Regions from separate parts of the Mus musculus genome. Here region 2 is linked to region 1. Evidence: chromatin contacts called from ENCODE Hi-C data. All regions are on one chromosome and are shown on one strand. The core of a region is the stretch at or near the end of the contact, and the rest is flanking DNA. Distances in the headings are between cores, read along the strand shown.

The links. Hi-C counts contacts between places; a loop is a spot of excess contacts on that map.
Region 2: a map of T-helper 2 cell shows a loop between it and region 1 (4-fold over the local background). The contact joins the promoter of Nsmce3 here to the enhancer-like site in region 1. A Hi-C loop is called at or near these places in 2 of 37 maps with a recorded cell type or tissue (T-helper 1 cell and T-helper 2 cell).

What each region holds. Positions count from the first base shown.
Region 1 is chr7:63,750,908-63,757,694 of GRCm38, reverse strand. Otud7a (OTU domain containing 7A) reads right to left here. Exons shown (of 14, transcript NM_130880.1): 12 at 2,949-3,063; 13 at 2,695-2,779; 14 at 1-385. Among named protein-coding and RNA genes, the nearest start is that of Gm39023, 98 kb to the left of the region's middle. Within about 2 kb of position 2,659, at least 1 of the 3 ENCODE cell types and tissues checked has a DNase peak (open chromatin) inside an H3K27ac peak, as active enhancers do.
Region 2 is chr7:64,869,547-64,876,333 of GRCm38, reverse strand. Nsmce3 (NSE3 homolog, SMC5-SMC6 complex component) reads left to right here and starts at 3,294. Exons shown (of 1, transcript NM_023239.5): 1 at 3,294-4,652. The coding sequence starts at 3,416. The coding sequence ends at 4,255. All of the region lies in intron 2 of Fam189a1 (family with sequence similarity 189, member A1), which reads left to right.

The DNA of each region.
Region 1 (6,787 bases), core at 1,410-3,909:
CTGACGCTCCCGATTCCTCCTTGCTGCCCTTGCGCGACTTGGACTTTTTCTCCTTGTTGCGCTCAGCGCTGTCGCCGTTTTTGCCGTTGGCAGAGTTGGCACGACCCATCTTACCGTGCACCAGGCCGCCTAGCCCGCCCATGTTTTTCTTTAGCTTGATGCCCAGCGTCTTGCTGAAGCTGCCCAGCTTGTTGGCCACGGAGTCCGCGCGCGTCTTGTCCTTGTCCTTGCGCTGTTTCTCCTTCTCTTTGTCCTTACCATTCTTGCCATTATTGCTGTTGGAATTGCTGCACACAGAATCGCGGTCCGAGTCCAGCGATTCCGCCAGGGACTGTACATCCTCCCCTGCTGAGGCCGTTGGAGACTCTGGCTGTGCAAGGGGAGCCTGTGGGGAGGGAAGGCAAGAAAGGAAGGTTACATACAGAAAAGCTGTCCTCGTGTAGGCCCCAAGAACACAGGTGGAGCTGAGACTGGGATATAGGAGTTTCTTTGTGGGGACTCTGCTGCTGTAGGTGTTGGGGGTGGGGGCTGTCTACCAGAGAGGGATGGAGGTGTTTATGGAATAGGAGCCCACAGAGCACTTAACTGTTGTAAGGTTGGACACAGGCTTATAGATGTTGACAGAATGCTATGTAGGGACCTCAAACCTCAGTGCCCATCCTTTGAGGGAGGATACATGAACTTTCTCTTAGAATTCACAGATACCAGAAAGTCTAGAATTCTGAGTGGATGAATAGGGCCAGAATGCCCATGACCTAGCTGGTGTCCTCAGTGTATTTTATAAAGAAACACTAGGTCCACACTCTGGCCTTCCTCCATGGTCAGACTACTGGCACCATTAGAAACATGTCCCAGATCTCCGTGTAAAGGCAGAGGGCAGCAAGGAAGACAGCATCTCTCCCACACAGATGGATCACCTACTTATTCCAAGCAGGGGCTATGCACCTTGCCCTAAACCCCGTTCTTCATCTTGGACCACCACTCCCTTTATCCAGCTATGACATGCTACTTCAGGAGTTCCCTTCTCTAACTACAAATGGAATGCTAAGCTGAAAAGGATGCTGGAAATGGCTTCCAGTGAGGATGTGGGGTCTTGTGGGATGGCACTAGTGAAGGAATGCCATGGACAATAACCTGGACGACACTACCTGGGGGCAGCCAGTGAGGGCGAGACCATGCAGAGCATGGCTAGGCCAATCTCTGGGATAGGTGGCAAGCCTGAGAAGGCTATGAGAGGAGGTCATGCTGGGTAGGCAGCTGCCATAAGTTCTCCAAAGAGGGACCTTCCTGTGAGGAGAGTCATTGGAAAGACAGCATCTCTCCAGCCTGCATCTGGGTGTGTCAGGAACTAGTACATGCCTGGGCAGGCCTTTTCTGGTCTTTAGAAGAGAAGGGAGAAGCCATTGCTCCTCACTTTATTCTTTTCCTCTGCTCAAGCAGGTTCCAGAAGGATGAGCTGCTGTGGCTAGGTCAGTAGAAGCAAGGCTGGCAGACCTGTGCTGACCACCACCCAGGCAGAAATCCCTCCTTTCACTTGAGTTTGGAGAGAGTTGAGTTTTAGGTTGGCTTGCCGGGGATGGTAAAGAGTGTCAGCTTCAAGGTTGAAACAGGGAAAGGGGCCCCAGTAAGAGAGGGGCCTTGGCTGTGTGCCCTTTAGCAGTGGGGTTGTCTGCTGAGCTTTGTACTTGATATGGAGGTCACCAAGGTCTGGCCATGCATCCTGCTCTTTGTAGGGAAAAGATGTGCTCAGCTGGAAGGTACTGATTATGGATCTAGGGCTGCTGCCATTGCATACCACGTAGGTGCTACAGAGCATCATCCTGGGGCACAGTGGCACCTTCCAGCATGAGAGAGGCAAGATTCTGTCACTGACTGGCTGTCTCTTGTGCCCCAAGAACATGGCGAATCAGAGCCACGTGGGGGCGCCCTACTTGGATGATGTCCAGGCGAAGCGGAAGTGAGCAATCAGAACAGTGGGGCAGGAGCCATTCAGCGGGATGTCTCCTTTCAGTACTTTGAATCCGCTGGATACATAAGTAAACGGATGTCAGGGAGGACCAATTATTTGCAAGCAATTTTCACAAATCCCTTCCCTTGGGAGTTCCCTCCCAAGATTATGAAAACATCAGTCACAAACTTAAAAAGAATCTCTCAGCATCTGCAAGCAGGGGCAACCCCCATCCCACCCCCGGGATGGGTCCGCGTCTCTCCGCCTTCTGCTAGCTCCACCGGAGGCCACCTCCGCCTCAGGGAGGGGAAGGGCGCGCGCTGAGGACTAGCGCTGTTGGTTCCCTAGATTTTCTAAGGATCCACACACAGTTATAATTAATTCCGCTCTGCCGCGGCACATTTTGTTCCGATCTCTGCAGAGATAGTTTTGTGTTTTGACTTGCCTACGGTTTGCTTTGTGAGTGGGTGTGTTTATTCTTCTCCTGCTGTGTAAAATAAGAGGTGGAGGGGGGTGGGGGAGAGGGAGGGCCCCTAATACGCGCCCGCCTCCCACCGGGAGGAAGTGTTTGGACTAGGAATCAGTAGCTGGGTCCGGTTCTGGGGCATGAAGGTGTGGGACCTCCCCAAGGCGTGGAGCCGAGCGCTGCGCTGCGTGGAGACTTTGGGGAGGCACAGCATTGCCCGCACCGCACAGAGCGGCTGCTGCCCGGTCACTGGGTGGGGCTTCGTGCACTCGAGGCTCACCCGGGTCTCGGAGGGGATGCGGATCCACGTCACATTCATGTAGCTGTGTAGAAGGTTCAGCTTGGCTTCTAGGGACAGGATGAGGCTGACAAAAGAACACCCAGTGAGAAGCTCCGGAGGTGGCAGGAGCTCACTCGCCTGCGCGTGCAATCCTCTCCCTGCCCTTTAGTCCCCCAAATCCCAACAGGAGTCCTGTCACCACCACTCTCCCGCAGGGTGTTGGGGTCCGGACTGGACTGCGGGGCAGGTCTTACTTGGCTAACCGGGCATTGTCGTTGTCATCTTTCCCCCATTCCCAGTCCTTTCCCGGGTCCACAGCAAAGTGCAAGGGCAGCAGCTTGTGTTCCGAATCCGTCAGAGGGATCACAGCTGAAACAGAAGAGAGAGGCATGGTGACAGGCACCTCATCTGCCTGCCAGGAGGCTGGAGGCACCAGCAGAGTTCAGAGCTCAGAAATTCAAAAATAGCTGTCCCAGGGCAGGTAACCTAATGGAGACAGAAGGTAGACTCAGAACTTGCATACCACGAATGTTAAGACTATAGGTTTCAAACTTGTTTCTATTATGTAGGCGAAGAGCAAGCAGGTGGAGGCATCACCTGGACTGACAGGGTCTCTTTCTGTTAGAGGGCAGGCATCTCTCTGCTGTCAGGATGAGAAAAAGCTATGGGTGCTTTTGCTATTTCCGAAGAAAAACCCAGATGGGTGTGGTGAACCACGGAAGGCCACTTTTGGATGACCTGCTCCTTGCCTCCATTTCATCTCAGAGAAGGGCAGAATTTGCAAGTTGGGAGAGGTGTGAGCTGAGCTCTGCTGAGGCAAGACTGGAGGTGGGGGCTGCACCCCCCGCCCCCACCAGGGAGCTCATCTGCATAGGACCAGGCAGCAGGCTCCTACAGAAAGCATCTAGTGACAAGTCCAGGAGAGGCAGTGTTGGCCTACAGCCCCTTTAAAAGGGGAGCAGAGAGGGAGCCTTCTGTGGCGGTGGTGATTAGGTGGGGGAGTCTGGCCTGTTACTTCTCAGAGGAGCTGGTTCACCACAAAGCATCTGGACAGAGGCACACCAGCCACCGAGACCAGTATGGGTGGGGTCAGTATCTACCTACAGGTGTACTGAGATCTGATGAGTTCCCGAGGGATCCCTGCTCCTAGCAAATGGAATCCTTAATGTCACATCTGCTTTCTCCTCAGGGTGTTGTCAGGGGTAGTGAACAGGAAGAAGTGTGGAGATGGTTTCCAAATTCCACCTTCCTAATGAGTACCAGTCTCCTTTCTGTCACTTCGCTCAGGATGCCCCACCCCTCTGGAGTCTCACCACCGCAGAGAAGCCCAGCTCAGGGCCCCTGGCAGCTGCTTTGTTCCTTTGCTTGCCCGTAGCCTATGATTCATACTAGCAGTGCCATGGCAAGAACAAAAAGGCAAACAAAACACAGAAAATCCAGGAGCCAATACTGCAAAGTTGAGAAATTAGATGCGACTCAATGCTGCCCTCTAGTGTTTCTAAAGAGACTGTGAGTGCAAACTGCTTCTCCCCCCCCACCCCACCCCCTTTCTTCCCACCTAAACAGATGAAAGGCAGTTTTGTGGATCACCAGCCAGTTTAGGGGTTTTCCTTGTGTGTGGCCAGCCATGGAGCAGTGTAGGTAAGGTCTGACGGGGGAGGGGACTGGGACATCTCATTCTGCTTTGATGTGGCTTTCGTTTCCAGGGCTGAGCTCAGCCTGTCTTGTAGGTCAGCAAACACACATTGAGGCTTTGGTGTGGCTTCCTACCGGTGGCTGGGGGACAGCAGAGGTGATCCTTAGGGACACTGCATCCCAGACTCACTAGAATTGTGTCCCCTAGGGATCTGTACTTCATACAGAGGGCCAACGCAAGGGTCCTGAATCAGGATGGAGGGCTACGTTGTAAATAAGCTTCCCTGTGGATCTTCAAATCAAGGTGTTTTGGAAAAGATTGTTATAGAGGATAATAACTTGTCAGAAATAATTCCTGTGGGTATAATTTGGGTGTTCTGGGTCAGGCTGTCTACCCCTTCATGGGCCAGCTGTGACTATACTTTCCATCCTCTTAGCAAGGGGGTGTGGTGGGGAGTGGTTTGCTTAGCTGAATGCACAGGCTGTGAGCAAAGTAATATGGTCAGTTCTGGGCAATATGGCCAGGCTTAGGGGACGTTTCCCTCTCTGCCCATGTCTCCTACACAGACAATGCAAGTATATGACGTCAGGAGCAGGCTCTTGAACCTCATTGGGAGAAGAACTGTCTGCTAACCAGAACTCCAGCATAGGCTTTGTTGACTTGGGAGCCCAACCTGAGCCACTATGATTTTGTCTGGTTTCTGATAAATTACCTAAACCAGGACGTCCCAGCTTTCTTACCTTACGGCTACAGCGTGCCTGGGGATTCTTACCCTCAGCAGATAGCCTGGACTGGGTTCCTGGTCTGTCTACTCTGAGAAGACAACTGAAATACATCTGAAGATTCTAGTGCTGGCTACCTAGAAAGAGTCTGACAGTCTGTCAACTCTCCTGTCCTGGGGTGAAGACTACGTCCTAAGTGAGGGGCTGGAGACATACAGCTCACACCTGATCTTTCGAGTATGAGCTGCTGCCTGTTTGAAGGCTGAGGGGAGGTGCAGCCAAGGGCATCTCAAAAACAGGCTGTCCTCATGAGCATCAATTGCACTTCATGTTTGTCCCATTGTACATGGAAAAACATCTGCTTTACCCAGGCAAACAAATGGCGGCATCATAGAGCACCCCCTGGTGGCAAATGTCAATAACAGCAACAGCTTTCAAAATGGGCCTTAGAGGATTTACTCTTCGGTTTGCTTTGGAAAGAACTCTCTCTTACATTTAGCCTGTAAGCCTACTACAGCATCTCTAACTGGCCCATGAAGATTTGGAGTTTTCATTCTATGAAACACAATGGATATTTCTGCTTGAGGTTACCATTACAATGAGAAAGCTACAGATTCTCAGCGTGTCTTTAGCCTACCCCTGAGTGGATGGCTCAGCCAGTCTAAGTGACTCAAATTTGAAGGAAAGAAAAATGCCTCTGAGGGAAGGTGGAGACAACCTGGAGGGGTTGACTTGACCCCAGTACGAAGAACTCAGCTAGATGTGTTATATGCATGAAAGAAGAATGCAAGCCAGTGAAGTTATGCAGGCTCTTCCTCTAGAAAAGAGAAATAAGAAACCAGTTGGCTCTTACAGGCTCCCATCTATAGGACTGAGCATGGTGTTCACAAAAAGGATGGGTGAGGGGCTAGAGGAATGTCTCAGTTGGTAAACTCTCCTCCTTGAAAACATGAGTTTCAAAACCCAGCACCTATTAAAGGCTAGGTGCAAAAATTCATACTTGTAATCTCAGGGCTGGGGAGCTTGAGATAGGAGGAGCTGGGGCTCGCTGGACAGCCAGTTGAGCTACATCAGCAATAGACCATGTCTCAAAATAAAAGGCACAAAGGGACTGAGGAAGACACAATATTGACCTTTGGCTCCCATAAGCATGAGAACATGGGTGCACCCTCCACCTCCCCCAGCCCCACAGAAGATGGGCAAACATCCCAAGGTGTGTTCTCTGCAGAGCTTGCGCTCTCCTCTCCACCAAGGAGCAGGAGCACAAGTTGCAGAGCTCAGGTCCACAAACTCGGGGTACAGTTAGGACAGTGTTCTGTGCTACCAGGAGGGGGTGACCTGCCTTGTGTGTCCTGACAGCTTTCAACATGCACACTAAAGAAAAAAAAAGTGTGCCTGTTTCCAGGAACGAAGTGATTTCCCCAGTCTTCTCTGCTTAGAAAAATGACTGACTTTCAGCAAAACAAAACAAAACAAAACAACCTTTGAGGAAGGAGGAAAGAAACCCACATTCTAATGTGTTGAGAAGACTCTAACACTGGTGTGCAGGCGTGAAGTTGTTCTCTTTTGTTTGAGAAAGCATGACTCCTGCATGCCATGGAGCTATTTAATAGATAATTTGAGAATAGAAGTTTTTCTTTCGTCTTTAAAGACACCACTTCATTATCTTTCACCTTACCTGGTTTATGAAAATCATTATGGTACCAGAGACAATGCTAAAGGGCCCAATTCTCTA
Region 2 (6,787 bases), core at 2,045-4,544, 1.1 Mb before region 1:
CTTCCCATATAATTTAGTTACCTTTCCACAATTACCTCTCTTTGTTCAAATACAAAAGCACCTAGGTCTTGCGATGACTACTACTACTACTACTTCTTCTTCTTCTTCTTCTTCTTCTTCTTCTTCTTCTTCTTCTTCTCCTTTTTTTCTTTTCCCTTTTTTTTTTTTTTTTTTTTTTTTTTGAGACAGGGTTTCTCTGTGTAGCCCTGGCTGTTCTGGAACTCACTCTGTAGACCAGGCTGGCCTCAAACTCAGAAATCCGCCTGCCTCTGCCTCCCAAGTGCTGGGATTAAAGGTGTGCACCACCACTTCCCCGCAGTCTTCTTTGAAACTTGGTTTTGTTATTTTAAAAAAGGGACTGTGTCTCCTTCCACTTGGACTAAAGGTGTATACATTTATTTAATTAATCTGTCTCCTGGGCTGTGGGCATAGCACAATAGTAGCACATTTGCCCAATGTATGAGAGGCCCCAGATTTGACCCCCAGGACTGCAAAAACCAAACTAAATTTTAAAACTGCCTCATGAATTTAATTCTGCAGCCCGACCAGGACCCTAAGAAAGTCAACCCCTAAACAGAAACTAACAGTACCTAAGCACCCTGCCAGCCCCTGTGCTAGGTCCTTAGCAAACAAATCCCAGCTAATTCTTTGAATTCGGAATTCCTTGGTTTCAGATTGTTGGTCTGGAAGCTGAAATTTGGAGTGTGGGTAGCTTTTCCAGAATTGTAGTCTAGATTCCCTGAGGCCAAAGTTATATTCTTCAGGGTCACCTTGTCTACGTTCTACCTATCTGTTTCTCCATGAATGAAAGTAATAGACCAACAGGCCCCACAGGGTTGGTGTGAGGCTGAAGAGGCAGTGTTTGCAGTTACCTTTGCAAAGGCATTGACTCTTGCCTTTGCCACCTTCCGTGTTAGGACTTCATAGTTTCCATTGTCGGTTGGAAGTAGGATGCAGGGTCTGGGTGACCTTCTCATTGCAACTTCTAACCTCCATTTTAATAACATCATTCTGTGCCTGTGTTTTCTCGTCTGCATCCTGGATGGCATGGAGAAAGGTGTTTTGAGATTTAAAACTGTATCCTTCTTCCTGTGTTTTGAGTCATGATCATCTGCTGTCTGTGTGGGGGGTGCTGCTAAAAGATGCTGTGGTTTCTAGTCTTGGGTGCTAGCCTAGCTTCTGGAGTCGCATGGTTCTCTGTGAAGAAATTAACACAGAAAATACTGAAACGCAGCCTGATGGCTGACAGCAGCTCTCATCTTATTTTCCTTTTCTCTCTTATCTCTTGGCTGCTGAAATTGTTTGGCTCAAGGCACAACTGATCCTTCTGGAGGGACCTTTTTGCAGATTTTTTAGATCGCAGGAGGCTTTGATGAACTTAAATACAGAATTCAGTATGCAGGGAAACTGAAGCAGATGAATGGAAGAGTGTCATGATGCTGTGTTTTATTTAGTTGGTCTCGGTCCATTTTGTGTTGCTGTAAAATAATGCACAGAGTGAGTAAACTGGAAATAGGAGAATTGTCCTCCACTCGTGACTCTGAAGGGTGGGAGGACTAGGGGCCAGGTACCACATCTGTGGAGCATCACTGTGTCGTGAGAGGTTTAGAGAGTACAATGGCAAAATTGATTTAATCTTAACTCATTACAGAGAACATGGCATTCATTCACTCATGAGGACAAAGCCCTCTTCAGTGGGGGGATTACATTTCCAACATGCAAGCTTTAAAGGACACATTCAAACTGTTGCAGCCTCTGCCATTGCGACCAACCTTTGATGATGTCTTCGTAGACCCTGTATGGAATAGAAAGTTACTGCTCAAAGCTCACTAGATTTCAGAACACTTGAATCACAACATGGGGTGGGATTTTATATTAGCATTGCAGGTCCCATTATCAGAGTGCATTTTCATATTGAATTATAAACAAAAATTTTATGCTGCTTACATTTAATGAAATTTTAATAAGGCCATGTTTTGGTGTTATTATTCAAATAATGTGATCTGAATTGCTTTCCTCTGAATATATTTGCATTAAGGAGGAAATCAATTTGAGTTCGTTCTCTGAATAGTTTACCTATTTTCTTGGTAGCTTTAAAAAAGAGAGAGGAAAACTCAGTTCCGTTGTCAGTAAATGGAGAAGAAACCCATTTGCTGAGATCCACAGCAGTAATAGCAACAGACTGCTGATGGTTTGAGTTAATGAAATGACTCATTTTGTCTATTAGAGTTGCACAATTTAAACCATCTACAAGCCACACACACCACAAATTATAAAGGATGATAGCTCTTCTCTTTCTTATTGAGATTTTAAAGCTTATATATTAAGAGAGAGAATTAAGAAATTCACATTATTGCTACTCCCAATCATTGGTAACCTAAATTAAATGGTAATCTCTGGAGAGAGCAAGTGCCTCTGGGGTTAGCATTCCTCTAACATGTTTCTGCTAAAATTGTGGATGTGGGTCCGCGGCAGTTTTCCCAAACATGTCTTCCAAAAGGTCAGTCCACATTACCAAACTAAGTCACGTTATTGGCAGTGCTTACGTGGTTTCTCATGGTCATCTAACTGAAATTCAATGAAGAGAATGTGAACCTGAAAATTGCAGAAGTCTTGCTTTTAAGAATAACTTCCCTTACAGACTCAAGGGATTGTACAGAAATTAACTGGCCAGGTGGGAATGAACTCTGCCAAGGACAGATACCGGGACAGGGTCCCCTAGTCTGTCATGTCCCGCATTTGGTGCACAAGTCAACACTTTTTTTTATTTGGGGGGGGGGGGGGGTTCGAAACAGGTTTTTTCTGTGTAGCCCTAGCTGCACCGGAACTCACTCTGTAGACCAGGCTGGCCTCGAACCCAGAGACCTGCCTGCCGCTGCCTCCCAAGTGCTGGGAGTAAAGGCGTGCGCCACCACTGCCCGGTAACTCTTTTTTTTTTTTTCTTGACTTTCCAGATCTTTTCCTCCTCTCCCTTTATTTTCCCACCCGCACACATTTATCCTTTGTGTTCCATAGACAAACTTTGTAGCTTAAAAACTAACCAAAAACTATTAGACGTGTCTAAACAGGTGTGCCCTAGAACTCAACCGCACACTTGCCGAGAAGTTTTGGTTCTTGTTTTCTATTTATATGAGCTCATAAACACCATTCAATTCTCATTAAAACTGGGGATAAAGCCCAGGAGGAGCTGCTGCCAGCGCCGAGGCCCTCCGCATGCGCAGTAGCTATGAAGAGTCCCCGCCCCCGCAGGCTGGCTCCCAGTCGTATCGCTCCGCCTCCCGGACGCAGCGCGCCGGCGACGTGACGTCACGCGCGCGCCGCAGCTTCTCTCCCAGCCTCTGGGGCGCGCTCGCTCGGCGGAGTCTTCTGGCGGTTGCTGCTCCCGATCGCGGCCTGCTCTCCGCCGACCGGGGACATGTTGCAGAAGCCGAGGGGCCGCGGTCGGCCCAGCACGCAGGCTGACCCGGAGCGGGACTGGGGAGGCGCTGGCGAGGAAGGACCCAGCACGTCCCGCGCCGCGGGCGGCTCCTCCCAGGGCTCCCGCGCTTCCCTGTCGGCCCCGACCGTGGGGCCGCGCACTCAGAAGCAGCTGGAGCTGAAGGTGGCCGAGCTGGTGCAGTTCCTGCTGATCAAGGACCAGAAGAAGATCCCGATCAAGCGGACGGACATCCTGAAGCACGTGGTGGGCGACTACCGGGACGTGTACCCCAACCTTCTGAAGCTGGCCGCCGAGCGCCTGCAATACGTGTTCGGGTACAAGCTGGTGGAGCTGGAGCCCAAGAGCCACAGCTACATCCTCATCAACATGCTGGAGCCGGTGGAGGCGGATGCGGAGATGAGGGGCGATCAGGGTACCCCCATCTCGGGCCTGCTTATGATAGTCCTGGGGCTTATCTTCATGAAAGGCAACACCATCACCGAGACTGAGGTCTGGGACTTCCTGCGACGGCTCGGAGTGTACCCCACTAAGAAACACTTAATTTTTGGCGACCCAAAGAAACTCATTACCGAAGACTTTGTGCGGCAGCGCTACTTGGAGTACCGGAGGATACCCCACACCGATCCTGTGGACTATGAATTACAGTGGGGCCCGCGAACCAACCTGGAAACCAGCAAGATGAAAGTTCTTAAGTTTGTGGCCAAAGTCCATAACCAGGACCCCAAAGACTGGCCCACACAATACTGCGAGGCTTTGGCAGATGAGGAGAGTAGGGCTAGACCTGCAACTGCTAGTGCCCCAGCCACATCCTCTTGAACTCTTTGAGTTATGGTCTGAGGGACTCTGGAGATCCAGTATAAAAGAACAGGGGGAATGGGGGTCGGAGGAAGCTTGATTCTGCTACGCATAAAGGCCTTGGAGCGTTAGGATGTGTTGCAGGGTTTTTTGTTTGATTTTTTTATTATTATTATTATGGTTTGGAGCTTTAAATTTTCATTTAATTGTCTTTTTGTTTATAAAGAGTTTTCTAACTTTCTAAACCTAAATGAAATTGTATGATGCCAAACATATTCAAGAAGGAACACTTTGGTAAATTGCTTTGATGTTCTAGACGATAAAGAAACAGGGTAGCTATTATCTTAATGACTAGTTCCTGGGGAAAAATAAAAGTCTTTTTAAAATTGAAAATAAAATTGTTTTAGCTTCTTGTCAACACAGCTTTAAATATACATATTCTGTTGGGTGTGAGCACTTGTGGTCCCACGAAATCTATGTGATGTGTTTTCTAGCATTTTTATATTCATAATCATAATTCTGTTGTCCTATGGGTTCTACTTAAGATTCTTTTCTAGTATAACAAATACTATACTTTTGAGTCAGTTCACCATTATTATTATTATTGTTTCCCTGTTAGAAATTGCGGCTAAAAAGGAAATGTCATGATTCCAGACTTTTTTTTTTTTTCCATGATAAGCTAAGTCAATGGTGTTGCAGAAGTGTGTGAATGTGTATTAGAGCAAGTTGTAAAAATCGTTAGGTCTCCGGTTTATAAAACAGTGTCGTGTCGTATCGATTAACCAGGCCTGATTGGGAACCACACTGCCCAAGTGCAGATCCTGTTCCACCAGAAGAATTTAGCTTGTGTATCTGTAGAATCAAGTGTGCCCTTAAGGTGAATAAATAGGAAACGAGATAAAGCTGAGCAAAGCCCTGGTGTGGAAGAATAGTTCTTTAGAAGAACTCAGGGTGATGTCTGGTGCGGACAGACCAGTGTGAACAAGGCTACCACAAGATGAGGGGCACTTTATGTTGCTATAGGTGAGTCAGGAAACAAGTTCACAGATTCCTTGGAGTTCTTCATAGTATCTGGCCAAACACTGGGCACAGGCAGTAAGTACTGTTGTTCTGAGAAGAGTTGCAAGTTCGTCATCAGAAGAACAAACAGGGTGGCAGTGAGGACAGGTGACTTTAATCAGCCCTGAACTAGAGGCCAACTAGAGGAGTCTGTGGTAGCTACGAGGTCTGAAGGGACGAGAGGGGCTACTGACTGTTGGCTTGTGTTGCAGTAGTGTCCTAGGATGCTTTCTCCAGCTGTGACATACCATGACCACAGGCAGCTTGGAAGGTAAGGGTTTTATTTCAGTTGTAGTCCATCACTGAGGAATCCTGGAGGCTGGAAATAAAGTAGAGGCTATGAAGGAACACTGCTAACTGGCTTGCCCAGCCTGCTTAAACAGCTCAGGACCACTTGCCCCAGGGATAGCATTATCTACAGTGAACTGGGCCCTCCCACATCAAAAATCGATCAAGAAAGTGTTCCACCTGGTGGAAGCATGTTCTCAATTGAGGGTCTTTCTTTCCAGATGACCCCAGTTTATGTCAAGTTGACTAAACAGCACGAGGAGATCTGGAAATTTTTAGGCAAGGACTAGTTTATCCTTGAGTCCCCCTTCTTGGTTACTTTTTAGGTTAGTGTATGAGTTACCTTCTGCCCATGGGCTCCTGACCTGAGTCAGCTTTCGGTTGTGCTGTGCTGCTTAAGTTGTCCTCTGTGCCCATTGTCTCAGAACTGTCAGGTACAGTAATGGTATCCCGGTTTTCCGAGGGCTTCACAGTTTACTGTCAAGCTATTTTGTTGGAGATGCTGTGCTACATTAGAGGCTAGATAAACTCTTATCTTTCTTGACAGGTTCCAGAACTGCATATCATGCCATTATATAACTTTACATGTATGTGCACGTTCACGGAGAATATGTTTTTCTTTTGTGGGCGTTCATGGCTTACATAAGTTGCCTTGTGTCCTTTATCACAGCACAGCGTTTTTTTTAACCAGCTATTTTTGACGTTACTGTATCTTTGAAGTTACATGTATACATTGAAGTTAATGTATGCATAATCTGATTAATTCGCTTTGACTTCCTTTCATGAAGGGAGAGTACAACTTCCTAATGTCTTCCCATCAGGGAGGTGTGTGCCTCAGGAGTTCAAGCCAGAAGCCAACAGTTATCAGTGACACTTGCCAAATGGCTCCTGAACCCATCCATTTGCTCCCTCACCAGCACCTAGACAGTTCTTACTGTTTTTGCCAGTCGCCCCACGCTCTGCAACCCATGTGAACACTCAGCTTTTACAGCCCTGTGGTGGATGTGGGTGCATCGTTAATACTTCACTGTGCCATCTGCTCTCCTGAGGTGACATTAAGCATCAGCCTGCCTTTTACTCTCCATTTTGACCATTAGATTTTAAACAGCAGATGTTTTTGTTTGTTGGTTTGTGAGAACTCTTTGTATCTTCTGTGCATCAGTCCAATTGCAAATACCATCTGCGGTTTTTGGTTTTGTCATATTT